2 separate regions of the Homo sapiens genome follow, and region 1 is linked to region 2. The links are chromatin contacts, found by Hi-C or POLR2A ChIA-PET in ENCODE. All regions are on one chromosome and are shown on one strand. The core of a region is the stretch at or near the end of the contact, and the rest is flanking DNA. Distances in the headings are between cores, read along the strand shown. Region 1 holds the start of ZKSCAN4 (zinc finger with KRAB and SCAN domains 4). Region 2 holds the start of H2AC16 (H2A clustered histone 16).

Region 1 (7,459 bases), core at 4,868-7,367, 390 kb before region 2:
TCAGAAACTTTGTAGTTTGGAAACCACTTTCTCGATACACATTAGATCTCACTCTCAGAAATGATAAACGTTTTATGCAAGATCATTTATCTCTCATCTTAAAATGTAAATAGGCATTAACATCATCTTGGTTCTCTCTAATTAAGTTGATCTGCTCAGTTGTTTGACAGCCAGGTCAAAACTTAAGAATGATGCCTTCCTGATGCTAGAACTCTAAACAACAAAATGGGGGAAATTAAATTGAATAAGACCAAATCATATCATTTGCTCTAAGTAGAATTTTAGTACTTTGATTGAAGGGGATAAGAATTGGTTCCATACATAAATTATATGAATTTAGGAACTGGTAAACAGCAGGGAGTATTATATGTGAATGGTCACATGTATAGTGAAAATATCATATGGATAGGGTGAGTACTATAGAGTTTGTGTAAGTAAAGAAAATTTTCTTTTGGAGTTATAAACTACTTGATAGGCCAATGAAATGGATATGTCTTACTTGGATAATTGTAAATTTAAGCCATTTAGTATCTGATGTAGACTTGAATTACAAAGCTGGTTGATGAAATACTTCTTTCAGGTAGCGACACAGGAAAATGAAATTTAGAATATATTTTTGATCTTTAGAAAAGTTATGACCTAGACTAGGGGCTGGCAATCCTTTTCTGCAAAAGGCCAATAGTAAATATTTTAGGCTTTGTGGGCCAAGAGGCAAAATTGAGGATATTATTACATACTTTTTTTAAGACAAAATATACATTTATTTTAAATGATAAAGCATAATCAACAATTTGTTCAATTATTCCAAGGAAGAGATAACTGTTTTTTTTTAATTTTTATTATAAGTTCTGGGATACATGTGTAGAACATGCAGGTTTGTTACATAGGTATACACACGCCATGGTGCTTTGCTGCACCTATCAACCCATCATCTAGGTTTTAAGCCCCACATGCATTAGCTATTTGTCCTGCTGCTCTCCCTCCCATCCTCCACCCCCCACAGGCCCTTGTGTGTGTTGTTCCACTCGCTGTGTCCATGTGTTCTCATTGTTAAACTCCCACTTATGAGAACATGCAGTGTTTGGTTTTCTCTTCCTGTGTTAGTTTGCTGAGGATAATGGCTTCTAGCTTCATCCATGTGCCTGCAAAGAACATGATCTCATTCCTTTCTTATGGCTGTATAGTATTCCATGGTGTATATTACATACTTATAACAAAAGAAAAAGCACATTTTCATTGATGCAATATAATTATATTATTATTCAAACTATAATAATTGAGTATAATTTTGCAATGCATATTTTCTAATGGGAAGAATGAAATTGTTTTTTGGATGAATAACATTTTGCTTAATTAGGGTTCTGCCCTTGTAGGTCAAAAGTAGCCATAGACAATATGTAAGTGAATGAATATGGCTGTGTTCCAACAAAACTTTATTTATAGACACTGAAGTGAATTTCATATGATTTTCACGTTACTAAATTTTATTATTCTTTTGATTTTTCCCCAAGCCATTAAAAAATATAAAGATAATTCCTCACTCAGACCATTAAAAAACAGGCCATGGGGCAATTTTGGTCTGTAGGCAGCAGTTTGCTAACCCCTGACTTAGCAGAAAAAGCAGTGGTGCAAAAAGTATGCTTATAGGGATAAAAATAAATGCCTACCATACCTTTTTAATGGGAGGATGGGCTTTTATTTTCTAAATTTTATTTATAGATGAGCAAATGTTCATTTGCATACAGCATAGAAATATATTTGAAGAACTTTAAGAAAATAGGGACAGTTTTTGAAATAACAATACATTTTAATTATCAAGGAAAGTACCAGATGTTGAATGCTCAGCTAAAATGGAATTGTTCTCACAGGTAACCTTTTACTACCTTTCTTAAAATTTCTCAAAATTGTTTTTCATAAATCTTTCCTCTAGTTTTTATTTTATTTTATTATTTTTTGAGACAGGGTCTTACTCTGTTGCCCATGCTAGAGTGGAGTGGTACTATCATGGCTCACTGTGTACCCTTGACCTCCTGGGCTTAAGTGGTCCTTCCATTTGAGCCTCCTGAGTAGCTGGGACCACAGCTGTGTGCCACCATGCTCAACTGATTTTTGATTTTTTGTAGAACTAGACCCTGTCTCTAGACAGATGTTGCCCAGGCTGGTCTTGAACTCCTGGGCTCAAGTGACCCTCTGACCTCAGCCTCAGAAAGTGCTAGCATTACAGGCATAAGCCACCATGCCCAGCTCCCAATTTTTATTTTAAAAACTTTCAAACCTACAGAAAAGTTCAAACACCCATATATCATTTACCTAGATTCACTAGTTGTTACGATTTGGTTTCTTACTCAATTGAAAGAAAATTGCAGACATTATGATGCTTCACCTCTAACTATTTCAGTCATGAATGCATAAAAAGGACATTTTCCTTCATAATCACAATATCATCCTATGCCCTGTCTGAAGTCTCCTTAATCCTATTCTGAGAGTAGTCCCATTAGTTTTCTAATGAAGGATTCTAACTCAAGGTCATCAGGCACCCCTTTCCCTTATCCAACTACCCCCAGCCTTTACCCCCCAGGGCCCAAAAAAGTAAGCCCAACCAGGACCACCAGGAGTAGGGCCCCATATAAGCCCCTAAAGTCAAACCTATGTCCATTGCAGGAGGTAGCTGATGGAAATGGAGGAACACTTAGAGTACATGGGGCATTGTCTATCTCTAATTTGGCTTTATACAAGGAAAAATTTGGCCAGTTTTCAGAGAATCAAAAAAAAAGGCTTATACATTTTACCATATTCTTTAACTTGTCATGACTTGCAAGTATTGTCATTTGCTTGCTGTGCCATGAAAAGAAAAAAGGTAAGGAAAAATTGTGTGGTTAAGCCAGTCATTTATGACAAGGTTAAAGAAATAACTCAGGGAAAATGAGAAAATCCCACTCTATTTCAGGGTCATTTTGGTGAAACACTCAGGACATATACTAATGCAGACTCAGACTCCCAAAAAGGACAAGCTCTCCTAGGTATGCATTTTATTACTCAATCTGCCCCTTATCCTAGGAGAAAGCTATAAAAAGCAGCAATAGGACCTCAAACCCCTATGAGCCATTTAAATATGGCCTTTAAAGTTTACAACAATAGGGACAGGGCAAAAGAGATTTAACAATAGCCAAAAAGTGCAATTATTAGCAAATGCTTTAAGTCCCCTGACCCCTGAGGGTTACCCATCCTGAAATAGTGTCACAAGATGGGTGTCTGGAATGCCCAGAGAAGAGCCCCTGACTTGCCAGCCCAAATGTATAGGTTATTTACTAGCCAAACAAGATGGAGTCTGTGCAATTATTAATAAAACCTGCTGCACATGTAGTAACAACTCTGAACAGGTTGAATTTAACATTCACAAGATCTATAAGCAAGATACCGGGTTACATATCTATAATCAGGGCACTGAACCCAACTATATCTGGTCAATTATCAGAAGTGCCATACAAAGTCTCACCTAGTTTTTATCTCTCCTAGGACCTTTAATAGCCATCTTGTTATTACTAATCTTTGGCCCTTGCTTGTTTAACGTCTTTATAAAATCTGTGTCTTCTAAATTACAACAGTTCCAGATAAAGAAAATGCCGTCGCAGGGCTTCCAACCCATCCCATCTACTGACCCAGAAAATAAAAGCATCCCGCCTTTAGATATGGTATCCAGAGATTTTTACTCTTCCAGTGCTAGGCAGGGCCTATGCCCATAAACTAAGCAGGAAGCAGTTACAGAAGATGGACCACTGCCCTTCTGCAGCCTGCTTAAAATTAAGAAGGCATATCTAATCCCTGAGGGAGGAATGAGGTAGGAGGCAGAATTCAACTCCAGAAGTGGGGCTCCAACACCTGACCAAATTGAGGACTAGCTAAAAGAGGGAAGAGGCAGTATCACCTCTCCACCAGACATACCCACCAGTGTGCAATGTCAGTTACCATTGCCATGGCAACACAGGGAAGTTGCCACCCCTTTCCATGGCCATGACCAAGTGACTCAGAAGGTAATACCCCTTTTCTAGAAATTTCTGCATAATCTGGTGCTTAATTTGCATATAATTAAATGTAGGTATAAATGTGACTGCAGAACTGCTTTTGAGCTGCTAGTCTGAGCACACTGCCTAGGGGGTAGCCCTGCTCTGTAAGGAGCAGTACCTCTGCTGCTGCTGTACACTGACACTTCAATAAAAGTTGCTGCCTAATACCACTGGCTTGCCCTTGAACTCTTCCCTGGGCGAAGCAAAGCATCCTTTTGAGCTAAGCCCTAATTTTGGGGCTCACTTGTCCTGCATCATTCTGTTCTATAGAATGTCCCACATGTTGGATTTGGCTGATTGATTTTTTAAAGTGTCATTTAATTCCTTAACTCTCAAACTCACCTGCATGTTGGAATCACCTAGGAAAGTTGGCCAGGCGTGGTGGCTCACACCTGTAATCCCAGCACTTTGGGAGGCTGAGGTGGGCAGATCACTTGAGGCCAGGAGTTTGAGACCAGCATGGTGACGCATGTCTGTAATCCCAGCTACTCGGGTGGCTGAGGCACTAGAATCACTTGAACCCAGGAAGTGGAGGTTTCAGTGAGCCAAGATTGCGCCACTGCACTCCAGCCCTGGGTGACACAGCAAGACTCTGTCGCAAAACAAACAAAAACAACCAAAAAATGTTATTAATGCCTGAGTCCCATCCTGTGACATTCTGATTTAATTGATCTTGGTTGCAGCCTAGGTATCAGGATGTTTTAAAAGCTCCCCAGTGATTCTGTGTGACACAGAGTGTGAAAACTGCTAACTTAACTTATTTCTGTAAATATTTGGATCTAGAAAAGTACTTAGATTCAAGTTCACTTATAAGGATACTTCATGGGCAGTGCCCCCTACCTTCTGTGGTAGCTCATCAAGAGAAAGATATTTTGTAGTATTTTTCATTTGCAACAGTCTTTGGGACTTCTCATTTTCTTAAGTTATGTTATTTCTTAATCCTTGGAATGTAGAGGCATAGGCAAAGAAAGAAAAACTCAAGAAAGTACTGACATGATATTTTTTCCCCTCATAAACTACTGAACTTGCATTTTGTAGCTTCTCCATTCCACTGGGCAGAAAGGGGCTTACTGAAGTGTCCAGTCAAATAACTTACAGTCAATTATGGCTTAAAATCGAGTCCCATCTAGTTCAAAGAATTCTCAGGGCTTTCTTCTATTATAGGATAGGCCTAGTTTATCACATGCCAGGCACTGTTCTAAGCACTTTACACAAGAGTGCTCACAACATTATCTAATCCCTAGTAATGCCTACAACATCCCTATCTACTATTACTTTCCCTATTTACAGATTGGAAAAGTCGGGCACAGGGAGGGTAAGCCAGGATTACACAGGTAACCTGGCTACCTGCGTATCTAGCCACTGTGCTTGACTGTGATTGGGGGCTGGGAAGAAACAGGAAGGAAGAAAGCAGAAGAGAATGGGGTCCCTGAAGCCAGAGACTAGAGAGTTTCTGGAGGTGGAGAGCAGCATAAGCCTGATTGCCAGAGAAGCAGCCATGGAATGTGCAAAGTGGTGAGTGGGGGAGTGGGACAGTGTGTTGAGGATTAGTGGGAGGTGAGGGCTACAGTCAGGGTCGGGAGGAGTAGTCTGGCCTTAAGGAGGAGGAAAAAAAGTGACAGATTAAGGGGGTGAGTGGGGAAGGACCAAGGGCAGCCACTGCTCGCTCCAGGCAAGTGCCTGGTGATGTGTTCTGCTGCTTTGATGTTTCTGAGAGAGACTAAAGGTCCCCCTGCCAGGGTTCTTGGGGCTCTGGGGAACCCCTGCTTTCCAGCTCAATTTTAGTGTCAATTTTATGCCAGCTGCTTAAGCAAGCTTTACATAGGAAAGAAATATGAGCCGCAGCGGCATCCTTCCAGGATTTAAAGGCTCAGTCCTATTTCTTATGATCCAAGGTCTGTCATCCTTTCCTTCTCTATCCCTTAACTGCCTTCCCTTGCGTGGAGGTAAGGACAGGGTAGCTAATGGGTTAATTCGGAGACAACCACCGAGAGAAGCTTCCTAGAGCGCCCAGGAAGTGGCCTTAGTTCCCATCGAGACTTCCTGTGCCCCAGCCTCAACTTCCCTCCTATGTCTGGAGAGTGATCACTTTCACTCCCAAAGACATCCTTTGGTGATACTTACTGTGGGATTCAGAGTGGGGTGCAGAGGACGACCCTGCAAAGGCACGGACTATAAGAGAGATCTGTGCAGCTGCGCCTCAGGGGGTGTCCTGGGCCCCTGGGCATGACAGGAGGGGGACCACTTGCAGTTCTACTGGAAAATTTACCACCCTTCCAGAATCCTCTGAAGATATACAGGTCGCAACTAGAGTGAGACCCGAGTACTGCCTTGGGTCAGAATGGCTAGAGAACCGAGAAAAAACGCAGCCCTGGACGCCCAGTCTGCAGAAGACCAGACGGGGCTCCTGACCGTGAAGGTGGAGAAGGAGGAAGCCTCCGCCTTGACGGCGGAGGTGAGAGCACCCTGCAGCCCTGCTCGGGGCCCCGAACGCTCCCGCCAGCGCTTCCGAGGCTTCCGCTACCCGGAGGCTGCGGGCCCCCGCGAGGCGTTGAGCCGGCTCCGAGAACTCTGCGGACAATGGCTGCAGCCTGAGATGCACAGCAAGGAGCAGATCCTGGAGCTGCTGGTGCTGGAGCAGTTCCTGACCATCCTGCCGGGGAATCTGCAGAGCTGGGTGCGGGAGCAGCATCCAGAGAGCGGGGAGGAGGTGGTGGTGCTATTGGAGTATTTGGAGAGGCAGCTGGATGAGCCGGCGCCGCAGGTAGAAAGAACAGGTTTAGTATCTGAGCGCTGTGGTCTGTTTCCTCCTGAAATCCCAGATCGGAGCGAGGGGCATTCCTTTAAGGTCCAGGAGTTCTTCATCTCTTTTTGTACTGTGAACCTCCTTGGCAGTAAGGTGAAGTCCCTGGACTCCTTCTCAGAATTATATTTTTAAATATATAAAGAAACTATAAAGGATTACAAAAGAACACAACTATATTGACATACAGTTAGCAAAGAATTAAATTTGTATTAAAGTCATATATGTGGATTTTTATTACTGCACTAAATAATAAGACCTAGGGACAGGGCTTATAATTGGCAATTTCAAAATGGCGATAAGCATCTATTTGCCTGGTTGTAATGTGGTGTGAAAACGTGCAGGTTTTGTTGGTGACAAAGTCCTGGGTACTGCTTATGCTACCTTGATTTGTTGCTTCCATTCATAATTGAAGGAAATGTTAACTCTCTCTTAAAGACCAGTAAAAATAAGATTAGTTTTTGTCCTTTCTAAGTTCATGGACCACTTGGGAGAAAGTCCATGGACCACTGGTTATGAACCTCTGGTAGAAAGTGGGCCTATTTTTACCTCCATGTTCTTCCCTGTTTTATGAGGGACTGTTTCCTCTTTG
Region 2 (6,527 bases), core at 3,682-6,181:
AAATTAGCTGGGCATAGTGGCAGGCGCCTGTAGTCCCAGCTCCTTGGGAGGCTGAGGTTGCAGTGAGCCGAGATCACGCTACTGCACTCCAGTCCTGGTGACAGAGTGAGACTCTGTCTCAAAAAAAAAAAAAAAAAAAAAAAAGGAAGGAAGGGAAAGAAAGAAAAGTCTGTGCATAATTTTTGTGATATCCACCATCACAGATGAACAAAAAAGTCCTCACATTCAAAGGGTTGGATACAGGTATAAAGTTTTTGGAAACTTAAGATTTGATTCAGAAAAACAAACAACAAAAAAACACTTTTGATCCATGGGGCCAGAAGCCTCTTCCCACAATTAACTTAGAGCTCTTTTAGTGGCTGTTTGCTAGGTGTAGGAACAACTTGACACTGCCTCTTCCAAGCTTTGAAGATAGTTCTCTTCTCACCTCTTCAAGGATTTTCCCTCCATAATAGAGCTGAGGCCATGTTTCTAGGTTTAAAATTTAGAGCTGCCACTTCATAGCTGTATAACCTTTGACAAGTTATTAATTCTCTATCTGGGCCTCATCTTGTATAGCTGTAAATGTAGCAAATTAATAGAAACCTGTAGAACATATTTAAGATTACTTCCTGTCAGGTAGTAAATGCTGAATGAGTGTCAGCTCTTATTGTTATACCCTGGCTCCATTACACATGGAGTTTTGGGGTTTTTTTCTCCTGGACCTTCTAAGTTTTGTGTTTGGAACAGTGGAAAGTGCTTGGTTAGATCATTTGCTCATGAAGATCTCCTTTTCTTTAGTTCTCAATTTGCATTGTTCGGTAAGAGGCCTATACAATATCTGTGTCTCTGTGGAGAAATTTATAACACAGCAAAAGGGCTAGGTAATAAATAGCTTAGGGTTTAAAGGCCATATATAGTCTCTGTCACACACTCTTTAGTTTTTAGTTAGTTTGCTTTTTCGAGACAGGATCTTGCTCCATTGCCCTGGCTGGAGTGCAGTGCTGCTATCATTGCTCACTGCAGCCTTGACACCCTGAATTCAAGTGATCCTCCCACCTCAGCCTCCCGAGTAGCTGAGACTACAGGCATGTGCCACCACATCCAGCAAAATGTTTTGTATTTTTATTAAAGATGGGGTTTTACCAAGTTGCCCAAGCTGGTCTCCAACTCCTGAGCTCAAGCAACCCACCTATCCCAGTGTCCCCAAGTGCTGAGATTACAGACATGAACCACCGTGCCCAGCCTTTGTTTTTGTTTTTTTTTTTTTTAACAATACTTTTAAAACATAAAGACACTTCTTAGCTTGAGGGCCATACAGAAAAAAGCCATTGTCCAGATTTGGCCATAGTCTGCCAACTTCTCCAGGAGTTCTTAGAAGATGAAGTGCATTGGCTACTTTAAATTTTCTTGCACAGCATTTCAAGAATGAGAAATAAGTGACTGTTGATTTCATTAGGAATCCAAATCATCATTTGATCATTTTTATCATCCAGGCATCCTGTCCAATCCCCTCCACCTCCCATAAATTGTAAACTTCATTTATTTCAACCTCAGTGTATTTGCCTATGTTTTCCTGAGTTCCTCTGAACCTCTATAATGTGAAGTCGCTCAATATCCAATCCAACCTTTTCACAGTCAATAGCCAGATATTCTTCTAAAATATTAGCGCTAAAACACACAAAAATACCCATATTGATGTATCCTGGCTGCTCATAGAAGAGAGTATTCCTGATGGTGCAGCTTGTTAAATGTGGGTGGAGATTCAGGGGGAGCAGTGAGAACATTTCGAAAACCTGACAGTGTCCTGGGCCACCTAAACAGTTTGTGCATTTGAGGATCACTGGGAGCTCTTGAATAATTTTCCACAAGTTTGAGTTTTCTCTAAACTGAATTATCTATATTATTTTTCTTCCCCTTTTTTAATGGATTTGCCCAGGAACTAAAAAGAGAAAACACTCTAATTAGAAAACATAACACATTTAAGTTTGAATGTGAATCTGAGTAGTTAGATCCTTAAGTCAAAGCGATTTGTATTACTGGTGCTGCAATGCAGAAGAAGTCACTCTGACTGTGGAACTCTTCCAAGCTGCAAAATCCCATTCTGTAAAGACATTAGCACATGGAAACTCCTAGGACACAGAACCAGTTTGTAAAGTCAAGTCTATGTGGTTAAGTTGGGGCTGTAGGCAACCAGCTGTCCTGTGCCTGTGTTACTTGCTACAGTTAGAAACAAACTTCATGCCCAAACCAAGGAACCCAGTGTCTTTTCTCTTGCAAAAATCAAAGCATGAACTCATGGGCAAATTTTTAAAAATAACTTTCACTGGATACTTAGTAGAAATTTATCGCGACACGCTACTAACTAACATGATGCCCTCAGCCCAATGGATTCTTATGAAAAGCTGAAGGGATTTTTTAAAATATCTTTCATCAATTGCACAAGATTCTTGAAAACACAAACAAGTATGTGAACCTGGAGGCTGTTTTCCTCCTTTGGAGCTTCAAAGTGCCAAATTCTGTACCATTGTTTTAAGCATTTAATCAAATTTTGAGGACTAACAAACACAATTTGGGAGTCCAACCGCGAGCGGCGGCGGCCAGAGGGCGGTGGATTGGACGCTCCACCAATCACAGGGCAGCGCCGGCTTATATAAGCCCGGGGCCCGAGCATAGCAGCAACGCAAAACCTGCTCTTTAGATTTCGAGCTTATTCTCTTCTAGCAGTTTCTTGCCACCATGTCGGAAACCGCTCCTGCCGAGACAGCCACCCCAGCGCCGGTGGAGAAATCCCCGGCTAAGAAGAAGGCAACTAAGAAGGCTGCCGGCGCCGGCGCTGCTAAGCGCAAAGCGACGGGGCCCCCAGTCTCAGAGCTGATCACCAAGGCTGTGGCTGCTTCTAAGGAGCGCAATGGCCTTTCTTTGGCAGCCCTTAAGAAGGCCTTAGCGGCCGGTGGCTACGACGTGGAGAAGAATAACAGCCGCATTAAGCTGGGCCTCAAGAGCTTGGTGAGCAAGGGCACCCTGGTGCAGACCAAGGGCACTGGTGCTTCTGGCTCCTTTAAACTCAACAAGAAGGCGGCCTCCGGGGAAGCCAAGCCCAAAGCCAAGAAGGCAGGCGCCGCTAAAGCTAAGAAGCCCGCGGGGGCCACGCCTAAGAAGGCCAAGAAGGCTGCAGGGGCGAAAAAGGCAGTGAAGAAGACTCCGAAGAAGGCGAAGAAGCCCGCGGCGGCTGGCGTCAAAAAGGTGGCGAAGAGCCCTAAGAAGGCCAAGGCCGCTGCCAAACCGAAAAAGGCAACCAAGAGTCCTGCCAAGCCCAAGGCAGTTAAGCCGAAGGCGGCAAAGCCCAAAGCCGCTAAGCCCAAAGCAGCAAAACCTAAAGCTGCAAAGGCCAAGAAGGCGGCTGCCAAAAAGAAGTAGGAAGCTGGCGTGTGAAAACCGCAACAAAGCCCCAAAGGCTCTTTTCAGAGCCACCCAGAGACCTCTAAAAAATGGCTGTGCACAACATGTTAGATCAGGCAGCAAGATTCCTTGCATTCGAAAAATCTCGGGCAGTTCTCCCTCAACCCTAATCGAGTAACGCAAGGCAAGCAAGAGTCCAGGGTGTTGGTTGGACTCCCCACGTAGTTTACCCATGCAGTCTGTTATTAGAGTATGAATTCCAGCCGTTGGTTTTTGTTAAGTTGGTGTCAAGCTTTTTGTCAGACGCCTAGCTACAAAGAAGCTTCTTATATTTTAAAAAGCCCGCTCTATAATCTGATTGGCCAGTTTTTGTTCCATCATCTGTATGTGGTTTTTCCGCGTTTAAGCCATTTAGGCACCAGCTACTTCGGCGTCACTAATGTGTTCGGCATTAATATAATATGCTATCAACGCACAAGACAATATAGTAGCAAGTTTCAAGATGGGGTCTCTATTACATGCCAATTTGATATGACCGTGTCATTCTGTACTGGATTATTTTTTTTTCCTCAAGTCAGGTTCTCGCTGTCACCCAGGCTGGCGTGCAGTGGCGTGGTCTCGGCTCACTACAGCCTCAGCCTCCCCGGCTCAAGGGATCGTCCCACTTCAGCCTCTGTGAAGTGCTAGGACTAAAGGCGTGCACCACCCCGGTCGGCTAATTTTTGTATCCGCTATGATGCCCAGGCAGATCTCGAATTCATGAGCTCCAGCGATCTTCCCGCCTCAGCTTCCAAAAGTGCTGGGATTACAGGCGTGAGCCACTGAGCCTGGCTCTGGATTTTTTTTTATTGGTTCTAGTTCATATAACACGAGATGAATAAACACAGCGAACATTCTTGTAAGCCCTACATTAAATAACTAGTTCACATTCTGACTTAAACATGTCACCTGAATCCTGTAAGGTTTTTCCTAAAAGTCATTCCTAAGCTCTAGATGAAAAATGCTTTATCTTTTCATAACAAACGTTCCAAATGTTTAACCAGTGGCCCAGCTCTCCCGCAGAAATAGTAGGTGGCTCTGAAAAGAGCCGTTGTATTGGAAAGTGATTCTATGGAGACATTATTTGCCTTTGGCCTTGTGGTGACTCTCGGTCTTCTTGGGCAGTAGCACAGCCTGGATGTTGGGCAGGACACCACCCTGAGCGATGGTTACTTTGCCCAGCAGCTTGTTGAGCTCCTCGTCGTTGCGGATGGCCAGCTGCAAGTGGCGCGGGATAATGCGGGTCTTCTTGTTGTCGCGGGCGGCGTTGCCCGCCAGCTCCAGGATCTCGGCAGTCAGGTACTCCAGCACCGCCGCCAGGTACACCGGCGCGCCGGCCCCGACCCGCTCAGCATAGTTGCCCTTGCGGAGCAGTCGGTGCACTCGGCCCACGGGGAACTGGAGACCGGCACGAGAAGAGCGGGTCTTGGCTTTGGCGCGAGCTTTGCCTCCCTGCTTGCCGCGTCCCGACATGACGAAGAAACGATAAATGGAGGAACTGAGAACAGCCGAGAGAAGTTCACCAGAGCTCCACTACTTATAGTCAATACTGGGCGCGAAAATAAAGCTGTGCCATTGGCTCAAATTACAGTTTTATTTCAACCAATGGAATCGCTGTTATGAAACATGCTTCTTTGGATTGGACAAACGTGTATATGACGTCATCTAGAATCGCCACCAGTCCTACACACTATTTTATTAATCACCTCATTTGCATAAGAATTCGTGAACAGGACGTTACAACACACAGCTTTTTCTTCTTCTTCTTTTTTTGTTTTTTTAAGACAGGGTCTCCCTCTCGCCCGGGCTGGAGTGCGGTGGTACGATCTCCGGTCGCTGCAACGTCCGCTCCTGGGTTCAAGTGATTCTCCTGCCTCGGCCTCCTGAGTAGCTGAGATTACAAGCGTCAGCCACCATAGCCCGGCTAATTTTTGTATTTTTTAGTAGAGACAGGGTTTCACCATATTGGTCATCCTGGTCTCAAACCCCTGAGCTCAGGTGAGCCACCTGCCTCAACCTCCCAAAATGCTGGGATTAAAGGCGTGAGCCACAGCGCCCGGCGACTTTTTTTTTTTTTTTTTTTTTTTTTTTCCCTTGAGACAGGGTCTGGCTTTGCCGCCCAGGTTGGAGAGCAGTGGCGCGATCGTGGCTCACCGCAACCTCCGCCTTCCTGGCCGAAGCGATCCTCCTCCCTGAGCCTCCCCAGTAGCTGGGGTTACAGGAGTGCATCACGCGCCCAGCTAATTTTTTACATTTGTTTGAAGAGTCATGGTTTCGCCATGTTGTTCAGGCTGCTCTCGAACTCCTGACCTCAAGTGATCCGCCCGCCTCCGCCTCCCAAAGTACTGGAATTACAGGCGTGCGCCGCCGCGCCCGGCCGCTTTTTCCTATTCCTTGTACCCTTTCTGCAGTTAAACTACAACACGCCTGACCCCACCAAGTCGGCCACAGCCCCGAAAAAGGGTTCCAAGAAGACTATTACTAAGGCAAGAAGCGAAAGCGCAGCCGCAAGGAGAGCTGCTCCGTGTACTTGTACAAGGTGCTGAAGCAGGTCCACCAACACCGGCATCTCGTCCAAAGCAATGGGGATCTTGAACACCTTCGTTATGCCATCTTCGAGCGTATTGCGGGCGAGGCTTCCCGCCTGGCGCGTTACAACAAGCGTTCGACCATCACCTCCAGGGAGATCCAGACGGCTGTTCGCCTGTCACGCATGCTGTGTCCGAGAGCACCAAAGCCGTAACCAAGCACACCAGCTCCAAGTGAGCTCCTTGCTGGTTCGTCCACTTGGAACCCCACTAGGTTCTTCCTGACTCACACTCCACTAGGTTCTTCCTGACCCACACCCTAAGGACTCTTTTCAGAGATATTCACACTTCCTAAATAGAACTGACGCTCGTTTATCCCTAGTTTTGAAATGTTCAGTTAGCTTTAACCTAAAGCCTTTCATAAATGCTTCTTAATTTATGCAAAAGATACATTGTGGCCTTATGATATTTCCAATATTATCTGCTACTAAGTATTTTATGTTACAAACGTCAAATACACAAAACGGGAGTTTTATTGTGCGAATTTCACTTATCCAGGCTCAATTTCAACACCGAGAA

What was found. A loop is a pair of places that touch in the nucleus more often than their neighbours do. ChIA-PET counts read pairs that join two places held with the same protein, here RNA polymerase II (POLR2A). Pooled maps may share reads with other maps.
Region 1: a pooled map shows a loop between it and region 2 (2.2-fold over the local background). The contact joins the promoter of ZKSCAN4 here to the promoter of H2AC16 in region 2. A Hi-C loop is called at or near these places in 5 of 50 pooled maps. POLR2A ChIA-PET finds 5 or more read pairs at or near these places in 6 of 52 experiments (A673, GM10248, PC-9 and 2 more).

What each region holds. Positions count from the first base shown.
Region 1 is chr6:28,250,927-28,258,385 of GRCh38, reverse strand. It overlaps ZKSCAN4 (zinc finger with KRAB and SCAN domains 4), which reads left to right and starts at 6,117. Exons shown (of 5, transcript NM_019110.5): 1 at 6,117-6,828. The coding sequence starts at 6,406. RefSeq lists enhancers at 6,309-6,358, 6,489-6,558.
Region 2 is chr6:27,863,721-27,870,247 of GRCh38, reverse strand. It overlaps H2AC16 (H2A clustered histone 16), which reads right to left and starts at 4,931. Exons shown (of 1, transcript NM_003511.3): 1 at 4,450-4,931. The coding sequence starts at 4,893. The coding sequence ends at 4,501. H1-5 (H1.5 linker histone, cluster member) reads left to right here and starts at 2,660. Exons shown (of 1, transcript NM_005322.3): 1 at 2,660-3,456. The coding sequence starts at 2,719. The coding sequence ends at 3,399. It also overlaps the pseudogene H2BC16P. RefSeq lists enhancers at 4,411-4,460, 4,751-4,840, 4,392-4,913, 5,111-5,180, 5,241-5,310 and 4 more.